Regions from separate parts of the Homo sapiens genome. Here region 2 is linked to region 1. The links are chromatin loops, found by intact Hi-C in ENCODE. Cell type or tissue: PC-3. All regions are shown on one strand. Each heading gives the region's core, and the rest is flanking DNA. Links, peaks and the distances in the headings are about the cores only.

Region 1 (11,914 bases), core at 1,773-9,772:
AGATCAACTCCGAGATATTAGTCGTAAGCTGCAGCTTCCATTGGTTTATTATTCTTTAAACTACTTAAAAAGAAACAAGCTATTCAAATGTACAGCTTATTACAATGCAATTAGTGACTAAAATAGGCACCAAATTCAATGTCAACAAGTAACCTATGATTCACTGGCCCTTGCACTGACATGATAAACTAGGACCCTGTGTCTCCCAAGCTCTCAGAATAATCCTAGGAGCAATTGTGCTTTTGGCCATGTTTTTCTCCTTCCTGCCTTCTGTTTTCTTGGCCTTTCCACTGGGCAGTTGCTTTAGTTGGCAGCTGTCACATATTGCTTTCACTTCCATGAGATGTCATTTACAATAGGCATGATAACCATTTCTACTCTTGAGGACAACAGTCTTCTCCAAACTTTGCCACCGCAAAGGGGCACCACTACTGCTTGCTTTCCTGGGAATCAGCAGGGCCATCTCAGCTAAATACTATTGCCTATTCCACTGGGTGCTGCTGGTGATGCACTGGGCAAATGCAGGGCAAATAGATTCTGGCACTCTACAATAAATTGGGGGGAAAAGGTACTCTCATTTTTTTTTCCATTAAAGATAAAATCAGGTATATTTGAGTGAAATATATCTTTTACTTTTGACTTTCTGCCTTCTCCAGAATTCAAACAAGGACAGTATCAGAAACAATTCTGAGTGACAGTATGTTGTACTCAAAAATCTTCCCCTACTCAAATTCAGAAATCTGTTACTAGATGTGTGTGTCTACCTGTCCTGTGTTTTAGAATTAGCTTCTCTTGGAAGTTCCTTAGTCCTTTAAATAGTTAGGTTTCCAAAGGTCTGTTTGATAAGTTGACCAAATATACATGTTGATATGGTTTGGCTGTGTCCCCACCCAAATCTCATCTTAAATTGTAGCTCCCATAATTTCCATGTGCCATGGGAGGGACCCAGTGGGAGATAATGGAATCATGGGGACAGGTTTTTCCCATGCTGTTCTCATGATAGTGAATAAATCTCATGAGATCTGATAGTTTTATAAAGGGGAGTTCCCCTGCACATGCTCTCTTGCTTATCACCATGTAAGATGTGACTTTGCTCATTCTCCTTTGCCATAATTGTGAGGCCTCCCCAACCATGTGGAACTGTGAATCAATTAAACCTCTTTCCTTTATAAATTTCTCATCCAAAATATATATAAAACTCAGGCCAGATGCAGTGGCTCATGCCTGTAATCCTAGCCCTTTGGGAGGTTGAGGTGGGCAGATCACTTGAGGTCAGGAGTTCAAAACCAGCCGGGCCAACATGGAGAAACCCCATGTCTACTAAAAATATAAAACAATTAGCCAGGTATGGTGGTGGGCATCTGTAATCTCAGCTACTTGGGAGATGAGGCAGGAGAATCGCTTGAACCTGGGCGGCGGAGGTTGCAGTGAGCTGAGATTGTGCCGCTGCACTCCAGCCTGGGCAACAGAGTGAAACTCCATCAAAAACAAAACAAAACAAAACCAAAAAACCCAAAAAACTCAATATGCAACAGTAAGGAAACATAGAAATCAATTTTTAAAATGGGCAAAAGCTTGGACACTTACCAAGAAGGTTATAAGGATGGCAAAGCAGCATATTAAAAATGTTCAACATCATTAGCCATAAGTGAAATGCAAAGTTAAGCATTAATGAAATACCACTGCACACTTATTAGAATGCAGAAAATAAAAAATACTGACAACACCAAGTGCTGACGAGGATGTAGAGCAACTAAAACTCTCATACATTGCTGGTGGTAGTGAAAAATGGTACAGCTATTACATAAAATGGTTTGACAGTTTCTCATCAAGTTAAACATGTAGTTATGACTCAGCAACTCTGATTTTTTGGGAAAAGAAAGCTTTCGTTCAAACAAAAACCTCCACGCAGATGTTAATATAGTAGCTCTCTTCATAATATATTCCCAAAACTGGAGACAGTGCAAAAGTCCTTCAGTGAGTAATGGAGGAAGAAACTATGATACCTCAGTACAATGAAACACTACTCAGCAATAAAAAAGAACAAACTATTGATTCAGATCAGAATTTGAATTAATTTCAAGTGCATTATAATGGGAAAAAGAAGTTAGTCTCAAAAGGTTGCATATCACATGATTCCATTTATATGAAATTCCCAGAAAGATAAAAGAAATGGACAGGAGATCAGTGGTTGCCAAAGATTAGGGGAATGGAGTGCTGTGATTATAAAGAAATGACACCAGGGAGTCTGAGGTGATAGAAGGAACTCTTTTCATATCCTGATAATGGTGGTAGTTATTTGAATCTATAAAAGTATCAAAATTCAAAGACCTGTACAAGAAAGTCTGTGACTATATGATAATTTAAAAAGCAAAATTAACATTTTTTAAATCCCATGCTTACAACTTACAAAGATCTGGATGAGTTTGTCAGGTTCTAGCTATAAGGAGCTTATACAATAACATTAGAGGTATTTTCTCTTGCTCGACCTTACAGTTAAAAATCTAACCAGGCCTCTATGTCTCCATGTGTTAAATCTATATGTTAAACATTGTTTGTGTAAGCTATATTTTCTTCCCTTTACCTGTGTTGGCTTCATTTTGAAAAGCTCTCCCTATAAGATGACAATAACTTCAGGTTTATGTTTGCCCTACAAGCAAAAAGAAATTATCTCTGGCCAGGTGTGGTGGCTCATGCCTGTAATCCCAGCACTTTGGGAGGCTGAGGCGGGTGGATCACCTGAGGTCAGGTGTTTGAGACCAACCTGGCCAACATGGTGAAACCTCGTCTCTCCTAAAAATAAAAAATAAAAAATAAATAAAAAATCAGCCGGGCGTGGTGGCACGCTTCTGTAGTCCCAGCTACTCGGGAGGCTGGGCTGAGGCAGGAGAATCACTTGAACCCGGGAGGCAGAGGTTGCAGTGAGCCGAGATTGCACCATTGCACTCCAGGCCAGGCAATAGAGCAAGATTCAGTAAAAAAAAAAAAAAAAAAAAAAAAAAAAAAAAAGAAAGAAAGAAAGAAAAGAAAAGAAAAAGAAAAAAAGAAATTATGTCTTTCTCAATAGCTTCAGAGTTCTCTGGGAGGAAACAATTTTCTTTGGCAAAGCTATGACCCATGCCCATTCCTCAATGTAACATTTGGCAAGGAGATAGAGCTTTCTCTTTGTCTAGGCATCCGTTTTATGTCCACTGTTGAGCCAGCCCCATTCATTTCCAGGCAAGAATGAAGTAAATGAGGTTGACCAAAGGCATGCTGGACAGACATAAAACATATGTCATCTCTCTTGGACTTAGTGCTGGGGAAGACACTTAACTTTTCTTTGTCTCAATTTGACCACGCAAAAAGGTAGTAGTAATCATACTTTCTTCAAGCAATGACAACATCTATCCACAAGTAAGCTGGATTGCAAACTGGCTGCTTTATTTCTCCCGGTCATCATCATAGGGTGTTAGAGATGGTTAAAATGAATGAAGCAACAGTGCCATAGTATCTACATTTCATGCCTATAAAAATCACAAGATGCTAGTAATGAAAGGGTTCATGAAGAGTCACCTGCCTCAGTCGTCTGATTTCAGGAAAAGTTATACTTGCACATTTCTAGGAAGAAGAAAAAAAATACATGTTTATGATTTTCATGGCATAGTATTCTATGATAACTCTTGGTAATGTTTTACCACCTTGATTCCATTCTTAGGAATCTCAGAAATGTCTTAAACTCAACTAGTCTTTCATGTTATTGCTTATATGAAATAACATGAAAACTCACATCCCATTTTTATATCTTTATTAATTTTTTAAAAAGGAAAAATATAGCTGGTCACTCTATTTTTAAATATCTTCATATATGGTACTTGAAAATGTTATTGTCATAAATTCCTCCACCAATCATTTGTTCTCCATACGCTAAACTCTTGATCCACTAAATTTTCTTTACAAGTTGCATTTTTTTAACACTTTGAATATATATATTTTAACTCTTCAAAATTTCTGAACAATCTCTTTCAGGGCAGCAGAAATCTGAGCTCTACCCATTTTTTCAGTAACAACTAAAAACTCCAGAAATGTCTTCAGAAGACGAAAGGAAGCATGTATCTGGAGAAAAGGTTATTCCAGGATTCTGAGGGAGTCCCAACACTTTCCAGACCATCTGGCTGAAATCTAATTGCTAATGAAATGAACAGATTTTTTTTTTATCCACAAGTATAGCCTGAAGGGGAATTAAGCCAGGATTTTCGAGAATGCCTGGCACAAAAGAGCTGTTGTCAAAGAAAGCTAAAAAGGATAGTGATAATGATAGTACATTAAACCATACAAAATATATATTTTCATTTGCTTTTGGAGAAGAGAGTTAGGGCTGCTTGTATAATGAATTATTATTACCCACTAAGTCAGCTGCACTAATTAGAATCAATTTAATTTCTCAAATCTATTATAAAAAATGAATACTAGCCAGGACTCAGATTTTTTTTTTCCTGAAAAAAACTGATACTGTAGCTTTAATTGTGCATGGAACTGAAAAGGTTGTCATGGAGATGGGAATCTGTGATAGGCCTGCTCCACTTCGCTGGCCTTGTTCTGAGCCTGAAGTGGAAGGTTCTATTGTTAGAGTAGGTTTTCAATTTCTTGCAATAAAACCTGTGTTTAGATTTTTTTCAGTGCAGTTTTGTTCCTGCTGCTATCTTTTGTTTCATGAAAACAGTGAGAGTGCTTATAATGACAATAATGAGACCATTTTAGAATATTCTATTTGTGATTGTTGGGGAGCACACAAAATGGTGTCCAACAAACTCTGATAGTCACTGCAGGCTCCTGCAATAGTTTGGAAACGTTTGCCACCTAGTGGCGGCAATTGAGAAATGCTGAGAGATAGTAAACATTGTTACCTTTTGGCTAGTAGGAAGCAGAAAGAAGAGTATAACTACCTCTATAAAGAGATTCTTCATTTCTTTTTTTCCTTAAGATATAGAACAATTCCGATTTCCCATCCTTATTTCGTTATTTAAAAAATAATATTTTAATGGTATTTGCTTATTTCATTTAAATATTGAAATTACGGACATAACATTGTTTATATCTTTCTATTATATTTTAACAATTATAAAATCTAAAGTAATATCCTGGCTTTTATTTCTGACTTTTTTGACTTCTCTTTTTTTCTTGACCTTGGGGTTTATAAATTGTGTTTTATTTTTGAAGGACCAACTTTTGGTCTTCTTTATTAATTTTATGTTTGTTTTCTCTTCATTGGGCTTCTGCCTGTGTCATCTTTTTCTTCAACTTTCGTTGGATTAATTTGCTTTTCTCATTGCTTCTTCAGATAGATATGTAGAGTGTTGATATTCAATATTCTTTTCTAACATATGCACATAAGCCTGCACATTTTACCTAAGCATAACTTTAGTTATGTATTTTGATATGTCAACCATGTTATCATTTATTTCCAAACATTTATTTCCAAACATTTTCTAATTTTCATTGTGATTACTTGTTTTCGCAACCGTGTTTTAACACCTATATACATGATAGCAATTATTAAGGTTTTTTTCTGTTTATCTTTTTGTTACTGCTTTCTAGTTTAATTCTACTTTCTGCAGAGAATAGAACCTCCTCTGAGATTTAAAATAAACAGATCCATCAAACAAATTATTATTTAATAGACTTCTGGCCACTATTTACACCTGGTGCTTCTCTTCATGCTGTTGCTTGGAATACCTTTAAGGATCAGCTAACATGTCAATTACCCAATAAAATATTGGCCAATTCCTTCTTTTGATATTTCCTTAATCACAATTAATTTCTCCTTCTATTGTGCTCCCACAGCCTTTTGTTCTTACTGCTATTACAATACCGCTTCCATTGCATTATATCTAGAGGTAAGCGTGTGTGTGCGTTTAGCCATCTTTTGCCAGATTAAGAATTTCCTTGAGAGAAAAATGCTTTATTACTTTTTTATTCCTCTGTACCTACATTACTAGCAGGGGTGTGGTAGGCTTCCCATAAATATTTACAAAATTAATGAATTGTCTGCCTTTTACTTTTCAGCCCCTCCTGAACCATTCTGCTTCCCGTTACCTTTATTCTTTTTATTCCTCCTCATTAGGATGGTGTCCCCTGCTACAGGGCCTTTGCAAATGGTTTCGTCTGCCTGGAATAACATTCTTTCCTTCCCTTTTTCACCTGGTTAACACGGACTCATCCTCTGGTTCTCAGTTCAGATATCTCCCTTTGAAGGAAGTTTTAACCCAGTCCCTGACCAGGAAATTCTCCTTATTATACACTTTCATTGTATAATATTGTTATTCTTAGTGTTCATAACATTTTTAAATTTTTCCACAAAAATAATTATAAAAGAGAAGTTATAAAATCAATCTGAAAAAAATTTAACCTTATTTAAAAAAAAACACAGACCAAAACTATTTGAAGGGAAAAATCCTCATTTGAATACTTGAGTTATTGCAAAAATAATCTCCCCTTAGCCTATATATACATTGAAAACACTCCGTTATGTCTCTTGGTGGAATTTTCACAGTCTGTCTTCAGTCAGTAAATGCACAAACAACCCTGAGCACATGTGTGGGTCATTATAGTGAAGAAAACACAGGCTTCAGATTCAGATCTGGTTTCCAATAGTATGGCTATTTCAAACCGTGAGATCTTGATCTTAGAATTTCGATTTCTTCATCTGTTAAATGGGTTTAACAAAAATCGTTTTATAGGACAGTTGGAAATATTAGCACACCCTTATTTTTTTTAAATCATCCTTGTTAATTCTTGCTAACCAAAATGTGCTAGGAAAGCAAAAATAAATAAGATATCGTCCTGGAACTCAAGTAGACTCGTGACGGAGTTCAATACATAAATCAATGATTATTACGATGAGAGATAACCCTGAGAGGTATGGATAATCCAGGACCGTGGACAGGTGGGCAGTGTGGTTAAGCAGGGATGGGTCCCCCAGTGCTGTCAGTGGGGGTAGGAATAAGCAGATGGTGTTGCCAATCTTCTCTTATATTAGAGGCATATTGGCTAATACATGTTCTAGCACACTGGTGGGGCAAAACCTTGTATCTTTCCAGACACTGGGCGCACGATTTAGGGCATATCTTTTAATCTCTATGTGCCTCAGTTTTGTCCTCTGTGATGATAGTAGTAGCTAAAACTTACAAAGCACTTACTAGGTGCCCGACACTCTTCTAATTGCTTTATGTATCTTAATTCCCTTAATCCTTACAACAACCGCATTTTACAGAAAAGGAACCAAGGACTGATAAAGTTAAATACCAAGTATCTTGCCCAAAGTCAAAGAAATAATTCAAATGGCAGAGCTGGGATTCAAACTCAGGCAATCTTATCTCCAAAGTTTCATGCTGAACCGTAACTGACTCTCTATAGTGCAATGAATAATAATAATGGCTACATATCCAGCACTAACCACATGGCCTGCACACAGGAAGCATTCCATCGATTTTGGCTTTGATTACTATTAGTTAACTCTTTAATTTAAAGTATTTTTTAAAAATTTAATTATCCAGGAAATATTTCAAAATCTTGTTTCTCTGGTTTTTACCAATAGATGTAAGCAGATTACTAATCATGGGCAATATTTTTGACTTTCAAGAGCCCTCTTGTGGAAAAGTATAATAATCCAGGACAGCATTTTTATTTATCTAAGGATTGTCATATATGTGAAAAGAAATCCTAAATGTAAAGAAAATTCATTATTTTTTCAATCTGGCATCACACTTGGTTTCACTGAATGTAGGAAATATATTATTGATGACTCACATTATGAAATTAAGTAGGTAAAACATTGCAGTGCTGTAAAAAATTAAAAAGCAATTCCACAGAAAAATTGAAATCCATTTTGTAAGTAACCGCAGAGCAAACTGCATGGCTTAACAAATAGTTCCTATTAACTTTTAAAATTGTCAGAAAAATTCTAAGTTAAAACATTACAGGTAAAAATCTACTTATCTAAAGAAAATAATTACAACATTAGCATTTAGTATGAAGCGATAGTATTCTTTTCTTTTGTGTCATTTATTCATTTTAAAACAAGTTTGACTAAGGAATTAAACTTGAATAAGTAATAACCCTGAATATGTTTAAATATGCTATAGTGTTTAAAAGGTTCTTAGAGCAATTGAAGATAAGAACTGATTAAATATTAGTGTCTAGATGAATCATTTATTAGATGACTCTATTGTGAGAATTAATGCATGCCTTTTACCCAGGAGAAAATATTCCCCTGGCAATGAGTATTTATTTGTCTCTAATGTTCCCTGGTTTGTTATTGCAGAAATGTGTATCACAGTGACTTTATCTCTACTTTCATTTATAAAATGATGCCGCTATCTGCTCTGAAAGCAGGGAGACAGCTGCACTTTCTAACTCATGTTTCTGAATCATAATGAGTGGTCCTAGCCATGTGCTTTTTTCTTGTGTTTTTTTTTCTTCTCATCTCCACTCTAAAAATAGAGATGATATGAAAAACCTGCAGTTCTTTCCAAATGAAATTTTATGTGGTCAAAGGATCTTTTAAATACAAGCTTACTATTTAAGTAATTTTCAAACCTCATCAATTTAATTTATTAGGAAGAGCTCAATGTTAACTTCTAATTTTCTTCCAACAAAGATATTTACTGAGCATCTATACTGTTATTCAGGTAATGTACTAATGTTTTATGGCCATTATCTCTTATTATCTTTACAATAAAAAGACACCATCAATCAGGGTAGTTAAGTTTCTCAAGTTCCTAGAAAAAGTAAATGCAAAGCTGAGACTGGAACCCACACCTGTCTGACTTAGTGGTTTCCCAGCTATTTGTCAATGGCTTCCTTAATGCCTTAGAGACCAGGAAGCATCTCGGGTGCTTCCAAGTTTTGGGGAAAGATGTGAGAAGTGTCTGAGCAGGTATAACTTGGGTTTTCAGCATGTTGCAGAGAAATTTTTTAATGTTTCACATTTTGAGGTTCTCTGAAATATTTCATTTGCAGAAGAGTAAAAGAGTTCTGCAACTAAAAACAAGATGAATACCACTCTAACTACATATACTTCTCTCTTAATTTCTATTTCTCTGAATAGGGAGGGTAGAAGTTCCCTTCAGTGACTTTATTTCCTATCACCACCATCCCCCTTTTCCATCTTCCTGGCTTTCACTACAGGTTTTCTCTTGAGTTCTGATTTAGCTTGCTTTAGTATAACATACCCAAGTATATTACAGCTCTGAAGCTCTACCCATGTTTCTCTTCCAGCTACACTTGAGATGCAAGCTAGAGAATGAAGAGGTAGGGCCTAATAGGAAGAGGAACCCACACCTGGGTTCCAAGACCAGGTGGAATATCCAGCTAATATTAACCTGTTAGTTATCTCTCAGAAATCTATTTCCCCATCTATAAAATGGGGATAATAGCATTCATGTTATTTTGAGGATTAAATGGACTACCCCATGAAATTCATATATTAAAGTGCTAAATGAAAGTTAAAATATTAATGTTCTTTCTCTGTGTGTGTGTGTGTGTGTGTGTGTGTAAGTGTGTGTGTGTGTTCTGAGACAGGGTCTCGGTCTGTTGCCCAGGCTAGAGTACAGTGGCACAATCATAGCTCACTGCAGCTTCAAACTCCCTGGCTCAAGCAATCCTCCTGCCTCAGCCTCCAGAGTAGCTGGATTATAGGTGTGCAACACCATGCCTGACTAACTATTTTTATTTTTGTAGACACCCTGACTGAAAATAAAATATTAAAATAAATAAGTAAAATTACTGGTAGGAAAGTCTTGGGGCTACAAGTAAGCATGGGTTGGAGAAGCACCTTAAATGAGACTGGCAGGAAGGCAGAATCCTGGTGACCAGGTTAAAGAATCTGGATCTTATCCTAAACATCTCTCAAGTATCATTTTCTCAGGTCCTTTCATCTTGATTTAGTTCTGATGGAACTAAAAGAGTATAGAAACCTTCTGTCCCTAAGAAGAAGAAAAATCCTAAATTAAACTACTCCATAAGGGAGACTAGTAATTCAAGGAGGGGCTAAATGACTTGTTCAGTGCTTTCCTCTGAACCACCAGTATTGCTGAGTATTTCCCATGAGCCCCCTAAGTTCTTTTCTAGTGCTCTAGTTTACAAAATATGATTCCATGGCTAAGTGTCTGATTAGGCTCATAGAGAAACCCCATAGAGGCATAGTTCGATATTGCACTAAATGCAGTGACAATAAATTTACTTAGGAAATTTATTTTATTTCTCTTTAGTAAAGGGAATAGTTGCTTTTGCTATCAGAAGACTGTCACTTTCTTCTAATATTCTAGTTCCTGATACATCTTCAAGTAGAATTTCTTTTAAAGAAGACTTGTGCATGGCAGTTTTATTGCTTGGAAGCTCAATTTGTTACTGGGATAAACCCTGAGTAAAACAAATGGTATGTTTTCTGAAAAGCCTCACAGCTATAGTTTTTCTTCCTGTGTATGTCAAAAGAGATGAAGCTAGAGAAATAAGCAGGAAGACAACCTGGTTAAGATGGCTTAGAAATCTCAACATTTAATGTCATTTACCATTAGCAATGGAACTAAATATATCCAGAAATTATGTTAAGAAGGTGAATTGAATTAAAAATTGAGGTAGTAGGAAGAGAGAGAGAGAAAAAAAAAGAAAGGAAAGAAAGAAAGGGAAAAGGAAGAAACTCAGTTTTTACATAACTACATCAAAAGACAAAGCATCCTACCCTAGATTTGTATAGTGCATGAGAAGCTTTGAAATTACAAAAACAGATATTAATATAGCTCTCACTATTGAGTAACTACTAGGTGACCAGGTATTTAAGAGTATTATCTCTGATCTTCACAACAACCTTTCAAGATAATTATTATTGTTTATTTATTTATTCATTTATTTATTTTTGAGATGGAGTTTCGCTCTTGTTGCCAGGCTGGAATGCAATGGTGCGATCTCGGCTCACCGCAACCTCCACCTCCTGGGTTCAAAGGATTCTCCTGCCTCAGCCTCCCAAGTAGCTGGGATTACAGGCATGCACCACTGCGCCCGGCTAATTTTTTGATTTTTAGTAGAGACGGGGTTTCTCCATGGTGGTCAGGCTGATCTTGAACTCCCAACCTCAGGTGATACGCCCGTCTTGGCCTCCTAAAGTGCTGGGATTACAGGCATGAGCCACCACACCGTGCTTCTAGTTAATTATTATCTCCGTTTTATAGATAAGACTACTGAGACTTCAGGCCAGGTAACTTTCTCATAGTCACAGAGCTAACAGGTATTGATAATGAGAGTCAATCCTCTTCTCCATTTTATGATAGAGCCCACATTTTTTTCTTCTGCTGTAAAACCTCTAAAGAAGGCCTCAAATGTGACTACTACTGTTAAAATCAGCCACAGGAATTTGTGTTTTGAGTGCTACATTAAACAAACAAATAATCAAATACACCCACTTCCCATCTCCAGTAGATGTCTCTATCCAGGTTATTTTGTGTGATCTCTACCTCTATCCCTTAGGAGCATCCATTATCACGGCTACCATCAGGAAGTGTAACATGGAATCTCGAGTTTAAGATCACTTTCAACCCCTTGACTAGTAACTATCTTTCATAGGTAGAAACACATTTGTTGTGAGCCATTACGAGGAAATGTAACTGACTCCCAGGTCGCCAGAGATAGGCAACCAGGTAGGAAGTGATAGCAAGAGAGCTACAACTTCAAATCCTAATCACTTTCATTCATAGCAGATGTAAGTTTCAGGACGGCAGCCTGCAAGATTCTTTTGGGTAGTAAAGATAAAATCACCCACATAAACCATGGATTTGCCATCTGGAGTGTATTCTTTGGAACTGGTATATCTGAGTTAAAAAAAACTCCTTGGCAAAATATTGCTATCCTGTTGCCATAGTCATAGTTACATTTTTTTCCA
Region 2 (11,914 bases), core at 1,199-9,198, 350 kb before region 1:
CTAATAAATAACAAATTGATATGATTCCACTTAAAAAAATCATGTTTCAATTTTGATAAGGATGATTGATAAACAATGATAAACATTTATAAACCTTGATAAACATTGATAAAAATGTTTCATGTTTCAATTTTGATAAGGATGATTTGTAACCTTCTCAAAGAATTGTTATTAGAAGGTAAGAGGTAGGGCAAAAGATTTGAATAATTTGTCCATGTAACTGAGGCTTGGCTAAAATAGCATGTAATGTAATTAAATTATTTAGTGAACACATTGGTGGTGGTGTACAGCTTTTAGGACTTTAAGGGATATGAAACTTTTCATTTTCCCTTAATTATAATTATTCTTGTACTTATATTTCTATTAATTTATCTGTAAAAAGGAATTTAAAAATCTTCATATAATACTGTAGAACGTCATTAATCCGTTATTGAAGAACAGGAATATAATTATTAATTTATCTTTCTTATCCTTTTATTTATCTTTACAATGTTTGTTTAGCTGTGAATTTAAAAACCTTTAACTGATTCTGCTGTTAGCTCTAAGGGCCAATAATTACCTTCTCTTAGAGATGCAGCTTAAGTTATTTATCATAGTGGAATTAAATGTTGCCTAATTAGATTCTCTTGATTTTCTCCATGGGTCATTCTTAGACAGATGACTGAAGACCTCTTGTTTGAGGACACATTGGCTTAGCATGCAGTGTCTGACACAGGGCCCCGACACGCAGAGAGTAGGCGTGATTGTGATTTTGAGTTTATATTCTTCTGAATGGACTTTTTTTTTTTGGCTTATCATTTTTTTCCAAGTTAAATCTAATTTGACATAATTTTATAGACAAACAAGATTCCTATGTTGCTTATCATTTGTCTTTAAGTATTAACCAACTTTGCTTGGTGATGTTGAAATAGACTCTAGAAGTGAGCAAATCACCCCAGAGTTTCCTCAGGTGCTATTATTTTTGGGGTGCTATGTGAAGAAATAAAAACAAACTCTAAAACACAAGCCAGGTGTGCATACAGCTCTAGAATGAAAAGGTATTTCTGTTATTTCTTAGGGCAAATTTTACTTTTTGAGGATCTGTTTATTAGTATTTTGAGTATTAGTCATGAACTTAAAATATAAGTATAGTAGGCTTATAATTACTACCCACTAGTAATTTCTTTTATATTGAGACAGCTTCATTTGTACTGAATGTATAAAATTAATAATGATATACATGGATACTTAATTAAAAACCAATTACTGAGTTATTTTTATTTATTTTGACAATAGGAATTTATTCCAAAGCTTTGCATATGTGAAAACACGGATCTCCTCAGGGTGTTGTTGGTAGTCTAGACATAATAATAATGTAACTTGTTTGAGAAATCTTGTTCTTCTATGGGCAATCAAATACATGATTACTGAAGAAATCAAGTATTCAGAATCAGTTTGTATTGAAACAAACCCTCTATAGTCCCAGCTTACAGATACATTAAAATTGTAAGTCACAGAGTCCAAGTCTATTTTTTATTGGAAAGCTTAAACCCCAGACTTATGATAAGAATTTTCATAAAGGAAGCTGAACTTTATTTCTGGAAATATCAGATATTGTAGTTTGTGTATTTATTTTGGTGAGGCATTTCTTAAAAGGGAGCCATTTCTCAAAATTAACTTTTAAAAATTTCTGAATCTTATTTTGCCTCTGTATTAAAGGTGTTTATCTCTCATTTTGTTACAGAGATAAAAGATAAAAAGGACAGTTTTAAACATTATTGATTTCAATATTTAATTGACCTAGACAATTTACATTGATGTCACTAAGAATTATGCATCCACCTCTGAACATAATTAATTTATGAACTGTTAGAGTGTCATTTTTTATTGAGTAGTTGTTAAGAGTTGAACTGTATACCTCTAAATTCACATGTTGATTTCTTAACACCCAGTACTTCAGAACAGAATGTGACTGTGTTTGGAGACAGGGTCTTTAAGGAGATAATTAAGTTAAAATGAGGTCATTAGGGTGGGTCCTAATCCAATATGACTGTTGTCTTCATAAGAAGAGGAGATTAGGAAACAGACATAAACAGAGGAAAAACCATGTGGAAACAACGGGAGAAGACAGCCATCTTCAAGACAGAGAGAGGGCCTCAAAAGACAACAACTTTGCCAATACCTTGATCTCAGACTTCTGTCTTCCAGGGCTGTGAGAAAACAATTTCTTATTTAAGCCAACCAGTCTGTGGTACTTTGTTATGGTAACCTGAGCAAGCTATTATAATACAGTTACAGCTATAGCTATGGAAATTCTAAGGCCAATCTCTGTCCTCTAAGAGGTTGTATGAATTCCAAGCCCTGGCAGTTGTAAATGTTATCGTAGTCAGCTTCTCTGTCACCTGGTTTATTTCCTCTGACTCCTTGTCAGGTAGATAGAGAGAGAGTGTTGCAATGGATACTGAGAATGTGATGCATCCTGGTTCATCCGAACTCTGAATCTACTTTCCCTATGGCTCCATGTACTTGTGTGTAAGAAGTCAGGTTGCATGGACACGTGTGCATACCTGTATGTGAGGGTGTATGTGTGTATTGAAGAGAAGTTAGAGTATAGTACTGCTTAAGAGCATGGACTCTGCAACCAAATGGAGCTGAACAGCTCCACATTTACTGTGTACTATTGGGTAAGTTATTTAACCTCTCGGGGCCACAGATCTCTCATCTAGAAAATGGGGTCAGTGACAGTTCCTACTCTCATAGGGTTGTGGTGAATATTAATTGATTAAAGTATTTAGAATAGGGCTTGACACACAGTAAGAGCCAGGTCAGGCATAATGATCTTTATTTCATAGGGCTACTGTGAAGACCAATTAAATGATACAGTGGGTTTGAAGTACCTTACATGGTGCCTGGAAAGTAGTAGGCACTAAACACCTGTTGTCTTATTTTTCATCCTCAATATTCCCATAATCTCAATATGGTATTAAGGTTATACTCTTAACAAGGGCACCAAGGTGTGGGAACTGCAAAGGCACTTTAAGATCAACTGATTTAACTATTCACAAACAGGTGGAGGATGGTGAGGCACATCAGAACACAGAACTACAGTCTCCCTGTTTTCTCCTTCCTTCCATGTTGATGTAGTTTGGATATCTGTCCCCACCAAATTTCATGTTGAAATGTGATCCCTAATGTCGGATGTAGGGTCTGGTGGGAGGTGTTTGGATCATGGGGACAGATCCCTTATGAATGGCTTGGTGCCCTCCCCATGGTAACAAATGAGTTCTTGCTCTGTTAGTTCATGTGGGAGCTGGTTGTTGGAAGGAGCCAGTTTCTTGATTACTTTCAGTGAAAAAATAAAAAATAAAAATAAAATAAAGGAGCCCAGCACCTCCTCTCTCTCTTGCTCTCTCACCTGTGACACATCTGCTTCCCTTTTGCCTTCCACCTGATTTAAAGCTTCCTGAGGCCTCACCAGAAGCTGAGCAGATGCTGGTGCCATGCATGTACAGCCTGCAGAAACATGAGCCAAATAAATTTCTTTTCTAAGTTACCCAGTCTCAGGTATTCCTTAACAGCAATGCAAGATAGACAAATACATACATCAACATGTTGTCTTCCTATCATGCATCCTTTTTTTTCTCTCCCCTGCCTCTCACATGAGGGAGAATCTCATTTAATACAATCAGTGGTTGGTGGTAGATAGAAACTGGGCAGAAGAAACCAGATGTTAGTAAGGACTTGGCAACGGTTTCATTGTTCTTACAAATGTGAACATGTTTTATTTTTCATAGGATTATGGCCATCAGCCTTTTAGAAACTGATGACTTAAGCACTAAATCTCTCCTGGTTCCTTCCCTGCCCTTTCAGTCTCTTCTATACGACCTAATTGATTTGCTCCTCTTTGCCTACCTTTCCTTACTCATTAATGCGAGGCTTTCACAGTTAACCAAGGGAAAAGTGCATCAAACTCTCTTTGTACTCTGAATCTGGAATTGACATATCCCCTCAGCAGCATTTTTGCATAGTGGCTCATTTGCTATGAATTTCTGTTTTGCCAGTACAATTTCATTAGCCAATTAATTTCCATTTTAATCTTTTATGACCCTTACACATTGCAGATGAGTAAAGGGGAGTATATTGATAAGATGAAGAATTTTCAAGCTATATAAATCCAGTCCACACCAATTTCAGCCCTCTTTCAAGGGAATGCAAAACTCTGATAAGACTGAGAATGACTCCAGAAGAAAAGCTTGAAAGTTTTATAAGAGACCAGATGGTGGCAGCATAGAATGTGTGAGAAAAACTCCATGAGCAATGTTAAAAACATGATACAAATATGTTGTAAATAGTAGCAAAACTACTAATTATTGATGAGAACTAAGATAGAGAAACTGGTTATAGACATGCAATGTAGTACCAGAAATACCTGAATTTGACTCTGTGTTCCTACGTGTCGGCTGCGTGAACTTGGGCAAGCCAAGTAGCTTCTTTCTCTAAGCTCTGTTTCCTCATTTATGAAGTGGGAACATTAATAGTTACGGGATTGTTTTAGGATTAAGGGAGATAATGTATGTTAAAGACTTAGCCCTTCCTAGCAAGGATATTGTAGGTACTTACAGAGAGAGAGAGAGAGAGAGAGAGAGAGAGAGAAATTTAACCATGTCAAATACGAACATCATATATCAAAGGAAAGTTTTTGTAACTTTTTCTAAATCAGTAGGATAACGAGAGGAACATGGGAGCAGTAGTCAGTCCCTATGTGCAGGTAAAAAGGAGATGCATTGTCCCTAGAGAGTTTAAAAATACTAACAATGTCAACTAAACTCAGTCTACTTTTTATAATCACCATGAACCAGCAGCTCCAAACAATGTCATGGTAAAAAAACTCTTCTTTATGGGAACTTTACTGTTCCTAGCAAACTGAAATTTTCGTTATCGTTTTAAGCATTTTAAGACCCTTTACCCTCTGCTTCTGACTTATCTGCCTTTTATGCTTTTCGCTTCCTGAATCCTTTCCAGTCCAACGGTACAAATTGTTCAATGGAGATGCTTTGCATATCCTGCTTCTCCATTTTTTAATCACACCATTCCTACCACCTGAAATGCCCTGTAATCTCCTTTTCATTTATTTATATCTTACTTTTCCTTCGTGGGTACAGCTTAAGGGCTACATTCTCTGGGAAGCTTTCCTCATCTGCTGGATCCTCCAAGGACATATCTCTCTTTTTGTGTACGTAGCTATTTTGGCCCTTAGCATCTGCTATCTTCTATTGAAACATATTGCCCCTTCCTTCCAATGTAAAGGAGGAGCTCATTCACAGAGTTGATATTATTTCCGTAATCTAGCCCAGCTTTAGGTTTTGATATCATCTGTACACTTGGTGCTTACAATTGTGTTTGGAGTTCAAGACATTCTGTCACAGAGTGAACATAACTAGTGGGTATCTTCAATTTTGAACTTCCTTTGAGATGCGTATGCTACCTTAAATAGTGTACACAATGTAATATTAATTAACATTTAGACATTTTAAAAGGAAGAAATAATGATTACCTTGTGGGTTTGAGGGCAAATGATTGGAGCCTGTATTTCCCAGAACCAAGATTAATATGCAAGGCCCCATCTGTGAGCTCTAAATTCCAGATTCCATTGATGCTGTTTTTCAGTCATTTTTTCCATGAGACCTGGAATCTTTTCATCTCTTCTTAGCTGGTGTAAAACTGAATGTATATTTTAGCATGTGGTGGCCACTCCCTTGGTGAAAAAATACTGGGTCTATGAAAAATGCTGGGTCTTCGAACTTGAGCTTTAACCTTTTGTCTGTATCCTAACCAGCTACTATAAACAGAATGCTGTCAGCATTTACCTGTCATTGGAGAAAGTAAGTATAAAATATCTTCCTTCACATCTCATATTCAACAAGATAGCCATATACTGCCAAGTCCTTTGTGAAAAAATTGGCCAGATCCTGGGATCAGAGGCTCATTCTCCAGAAGTGCAGAGATCTCACAGGTTCTGGTATTCTAAGGGAGTGCTCTGGGAAGAAGGAAGTACTTCTGAGCTGAGTTGGCTCCTGGTCAGAAGAAATTCTGGACAGATGGTTTAGTTTTACTTCTCTCAGACTCTTGTGAAGTTGGACCTGGGTGTTTAGCCTCTTTAATAATCTTTTGTAATTACGTGGAGGTGGGTGAGGAAATCTTTGTCTCATATCATTATTGATTAGAATTACTATCTTTGTTTCAGGAATCTTGTTTACAGAGTGGGCTAAAGTTCTTCATTACCAAAAATGCAGAGTGTAGCAAGGGGAACATGGCAGAGGTCTAGATATTTGAAACACTTGGCACAGCACATTCCCCATGAACCCAAGGAACAAAACTAGGAACAATGCTAATAGAGCAACATAATAGTTCAACATAAATGGGAGAACTTTCTAACAATAAGTTGTCCATATATAGGATGAACTATCATGTTGATACTGAGTTTCCCATAATGTGAGATATTTACAGAGGTGAGAGTGCTGTGGGGTATTCAAGTATTGGTGAATGATGTGAATAAATGGATTCAAATTCTTTTTCTTACCTGGAGTCTATAGTTCAGGGATTTTGCCGTTTCTTTTTCCAAATCTGTTGATTACAAATGAATAAACACATGAAAAGCAAATTATTGTATCCTTTTTTCTATTCTTTTAATTATTGTAGATGGTATTCTCATCTCCTAACATATACTAATTAGAGACATGGAAGGAATAAGCCTCTAAGTAGAAAAGTATATGATATTAAAATATTAAGAGTATGAAAAATTACATGGGATTTTGGAAATGCACAGAGTTTTACTTATTTGTTTTTTTTTTAATTTGGAAAGAAATGCAGTCTTGTAATGAAGTCTTAGGTGGCATGTGAAATGAGAAATCAAGATTTTGGCTCTCCTATTGGGCTTTTCTATCAATGGAAACTTTATTCCTGTATTGAACAATTCTTTTCTCCTAACTGGCTCATCTCATGGGAGAGATTTAATGAATAATTGATGGAAGGCACAAGTGCTCTATTACACCTTCTATTCAAGGAGAAAAAGATACGAGCCTCTTTAGGTGTATTATATGCAGATGCTATGTTGGCAATTTCCTGTATGACAAGAAAATTAAAATAGACTCCCCACTTCTTCTTTAGAGTGGGGTTGAACATAGGAACTGCAGTGAGGTGGCTTGAAGATCTTTAGAAGGAGGGTAGTTAAAAGCTTTCCATATGATGTTCAAATCACTGAGTCTGAAAAAGAATAATGTGTAATTGTATCAGTCTATGTCCAATCAGGAGACAGAAACTGCACAGTGATAAGTAATTTGAACAAAGTTAAATATATAGAATTGTTAAGTATAATAATTTGGAGTAATGGGGTTTGGAGTAATAAAGGGTTAATTAATATAAAGGAAACAGAAGTTTAAAGAATACAGAATAGCACATATAAGAAGCAGCTACTACTTCCAGGGCTGAGATAGAACATCCAAAAAAGAGCCTGCCCCTTGCCCCAACCCCTGGGGGTGAGACACAAACCTTGTTGGAGGACACAGTTATGAGTAACTAGATGGTGGAGAACTCACTGGGGGGTGCTGCACAGGTGGAACTTGCTGGAAATCTGAAGCTAGGGTTCCAAGAAAAGATGCGAATGAGGAGGTATCTTACTAGGAGTATGTTGCTACAAATCATGCAATGGAGGTGCCAGGAAACTATGCTGGCTGTTTCCTGCTGATCACTTTTGGTTTTATCTATTTTGTCTTTTTGCTGTTGTTGTCCTCAATTCCATTGATTTCTGCTCTTTTACTTGTTATTTTCTTATGTTTGGTTTGAGATTATTTTGGTCTACTTTTTCTAGTTTCTAAAATTGAAAGTGTGGATCATTGATTTGAGGTTTTCTTCTTTTTTAATTATTTAGTGCTTATTCACAATAACAAAGACATGGAATCAACCTAAATGCCCATCAATGGTAGACTGGATAAAGAAAATGTAATAGATATACACCATAGAATACTGTGCAGACATAAAAAAGAATGAGATAATGTCCTTTGCAGGAATATGGAGATAGAGGCCATTATCCTTAGCAAACTAGCCCAGAAACAGAAAACCAAGTGCTGTATGTTCTCACATATAAGTGGGAACTAAATGATGAGAACATGTGGTCACAAAGAGGGGAACAACAGACTGTGGGGCCTGCCACAGGGTGGAGGGTGGGAGGAAGGAGAGGAGCAGAAAAATCACTATTGAGTATTAGCCTTAGTACCTAGACAAAATAATTTGTACAACAAACCCATAACACGAGTTTACCTATATGACAAACCTGCACATGTACCCCTGAACCTAAAATAAAAGTTAAAAAAAAAGCATGAGCCTTTTAAGTGAGGGAAAGGAAAGTTGAGGTGGCTATAATAACATTATGTAAAACTCTATTTCTGATAGAGTGTCTTCTTCTGAAGTCTAATTTGTGTAATATTATTATAGCCAGCTCAACTTTCCTTTGATTAGTGTTTCAAGGTATATCTTTAACATCCTTTTACTTTAACCTATCTATATCTTCTATGTAAATGGGCCTTGCTTCTGTTATCCAATCCAACATGTTCATTTAATTCATATGTTTAGACTGTTTGCAATTAGTATAATTGTTGACAGGCTTGTACTAAAATCTGTTATCTTGCTAGTTGTTTTCTATCTTTTTTTCCCCCAACCTTTTGATTTCCTTTGGAGTGAGGATTTCTTATGACTTCATAAAATTCTTATATGCTTTTTATATTTAGCTTATTACCTATACTCTTTACTGTGGTTTGAATGTGTCGCTTAAACTTTGTGTGTTAAAAGCTTAATCCCCAATGCAATAATGTGAGAGGTGGAACCTAATAAAAGGTGATTAGGTTATAAGGGCTCTACCCTCATGAATAGATTAATGTTGTTATCACAGGATTGAGTTAGTTATTTAGAAAGTGAGCTTGTTAAAAATATGAATTTGGCCCCCTCTTGGCCTTTTTCTCTCTCTCACCTTCTCTTATCCTCTCATCTGCCATGAAATGATGCAGCAAGAAGGCCCTCACCAGATACTGGCGCCTTGATATTGGACTTCCCAGTCTCTAGAACTGTGAAAATACATTTCTTTTCTTTATAAATTACCCAGTCTGTGGTGTTCTGTTATAGCAACACAAAATGAACTAAGACACTCTAGTATTTACTACATATATTTAATCAATTATACACTACCTTTAAATTATATTATACAGGTTAAAATAATGTAAAGACCTTACAACAGTATATTCTCATTTTTTCTAATTCTTTGTGCTATTGTTAACATATATTTTACTTTACGTGCACCATAAATGTACAATTCACTGTTACTATTTTTTTTTGCTTTAGAGAGCCAACTGTCTTCCAGAACTTTTAAAAATAAGAAAAATAAATTTAATATTCATCTTTATTTGTCTCAATTTCAGCATTTTTTATTTCTTTGTATAGCTCCTGGTTTTTGTCTGGCATTGTATTCATGCTTCCTGAAGAACTATCTTTAACATTTTATTATAGTACTTGTCTGATGGTAACAATTTGTCTCTTTCTACATGTCTGAAAAAGTATTTTTGCTTTAGTTTTGAAAGATATTTTAATTAGGTCTAGAATACCTGGTTGACAGCGTTTTTTTCCTTTTCTTTTTCTTTCTTTTTTTAAATTTCTTTTTTATTTTTATTATACTTTAAGTTCTAGGGTACATGTGGACAACGTGCAGGTTTGTTACATATGTATACATGTGCCATGTTGGTGTGCTGCACCCATCAACTCGTCATTTAACATTAGGTATATCTCCTAATGCTATCCCTCCCCCCTCACCCCACCCCACAACAGGCCCCGGTGTGTAATGTTCCCCTTCCTGTGTCCATATGTTTTCATTGTTCAATTCCCACCTATGAGTGAGAACACGCAGTGTTTGGTTTTTTGTCCTTGCGATAGTTTGCTGAGAATGATGGTTTCCAGCTTCATCCATGTCCCTACGAAGGACATGAACTGATCATTTTTTATGGTTGCATAGTATTCCATGGTGTATATGTGCCACATTTTCTTAATCCAGTCTATCATTGTTGCACATTTAGGTTGGTTCCAAGTCTTTGCTGTTGTGAATAGTGCCGCTATAAACATACGTGTGCATGTGTCTTTATAGCAGCATGATTTATAATCCTTTGGGTATATACCCAGTAATGGGATGGCTGGGTCAAATGGTATTTCTAGTTCTAGATCCCTGAGGAATCGCCACACCGACTTCCACAATGGTTGAACTAGTTTACAGTCCCACCAACAGTGTAAAAGTGTTCCTATTTCTCCACATCCTCTCCAGCACCTGTTGTTTTCTAACTTTTTAATGATTGCCATTCTAACTGGTGTGAGATGGTATCTCATTGTGGTTTTGATTTGCATTTCTCTGATGGCCAGTGATGATGAGCATTTTTTCATGTGTCTTTTGGCTGCATAAATGTCTTCTTTTGAGAAGTTTCTGTTCATATCCTTCACCCACTTGTTGATGGGGTTGTTTTTTTCTTGTAAATTTGTTGGAGTTCATTGTAGATTCTGGATATTAGCCCTTTGTCAGATGAGTAGGTTGCAAAAATTTTCTCCCATTCTATAGGTTGTCTGTTCACTCTGATGGTGGTTTCTTTTGCTGTGCAGAAGAAGCTCTTTAGTTTAATTAGATCCCATTTGTCAATTTTGGCTTTTGTTGCCATTGCTTTTGGTGTTTTAGACATGAAGTCCTTGCCCATGCCTATGTCCTGAATGGTATTGCCTAGGTTTTCTTCAAGGGTTTTTATGGTTTTAGGTCTAACATGTAAGTCTTTAATCTGTCTTGAATTAATTTTTGTATAAGGTGTAAGGAAGGGGTCCAGTTTTAGCTTTCTACATATGGCTAGCCAGTTTTCCCAGCACCATTTATTAAATAGGGAATCCTTTCCCTATTGCTTGTTTTTGTCAGGTTTGTCAAAGATCAGATAGTTGTAGATATGTGGCATTATTTCTGAGGGCTCTGTTCTGTTCCATTGGTCTATATCTCTGTTTTGGTACCAGTACCATGCTGTTTTGGTTACTGTAGCCTTGTAGCATAGTATAGTATATTTTTGCTTTAGTTTTGAAAGATATTTTAATTAGGTCTAGAATACCTGGTTGACAGGGTTTTTTTCCTTTTCTTTTTCTTTCAATACTTGAAAGGTGTCATTCCAGTGCCTTCTGGCTTGCATGATTTCTGACACAAAGTCTGCTATAATTCTTATTTTTACTGATCCATATGTAATTTTTTTTCTCTACATTCCTTCAAAATTTCCTCTTTCTCTTTGGTTTTTGACAGTTTTAATCTATCTTCATGGATGTGTTAAGTGTGTCTATGGTTTTGTATATTTCATTAGGTTTGGAAAATTCACAGCAAATGCCCCTGTTATATCTTTATTTTCCTACTAGGATTTAAATTATATGTATATTTGATTTTGTTCCACTGCTCTTGAATGTTCTGTTCCTTTTTTACCTCACCTTTTCTCTTTGTGTTTCAATTCGGGTGATTTCTACTGACCTCTTTTAAAGTTCACCAATTTTTTTTTTCCATCAGCTGTGTTGAGTCTACCAATAAATTTGTTAAAAGCATTCTTCTTCTGTTACTTTATTTTTTACTTCTAGCATTTCCTTTTATTTTTTCTTATAGTTTCCATCTCTCTGCTGAAATTCTCATAAGTTCAGGTGGTGTTCCCACCTCTTCCATTAGCATCTTCGACAGTTTAAGCATAGTTATTTTAAATTCCCTGCCTAATATTTACACACTTGGGTCATGTCTGAACCTGGTTTTGCTGATTATTTTGTCTTTTGACACAGTGTTTTTGTTTATTCCTTCCTCATGTATTTTGTAGGTTTTGCGTGCATGTCATTTATCTTGTGT

The links. A loop is a pair of places that touch in the nucleus more often than their neighbours do. Peaks named below come from ENCODE experiments on the same cell type or tissue, not always from the same donor. Only the 100,000 strongest peaks of a DNase experiment are listed, where the experiment ranks them.
Region 2: it touches region 1 in a loop (9-fold over the local background); 14 of 110 quality-filtered maps call a loop at or near these places.

What each region holds. Positions count from the first base shown.
Region 1 is chr1:99,173,384-99,185,297 of GRCh38, reverse strand. No RefSeq gene overlaps it. Among named protein-coding and RNA genes, the nearest start is that of PLPPR4, 85 kb to the left of the region's middle. RefSeq lists a silencer at 1,248-1,415. In PC-3, for the core only: CTCF peaks have their summits at 4,627, 4,831 (motif pointing left) and 7,643 (motif pointing left); a DNase peak (open chromatin) is centred at 4,827.
Region 2 is chr1:99,519,647-99,531,560 of GRCh38, reverse strand. No RefSeq gene overlaps it. Among named protein-coding and RNA genes, the nearest start is that of LINC01708, 38 kb to the right of the region's middle. In PC-3, for the core only: CTCF peaks have their summits at 4,057 and 4,258 (motif pointing right); no DNase peak of the experiment used is centred there.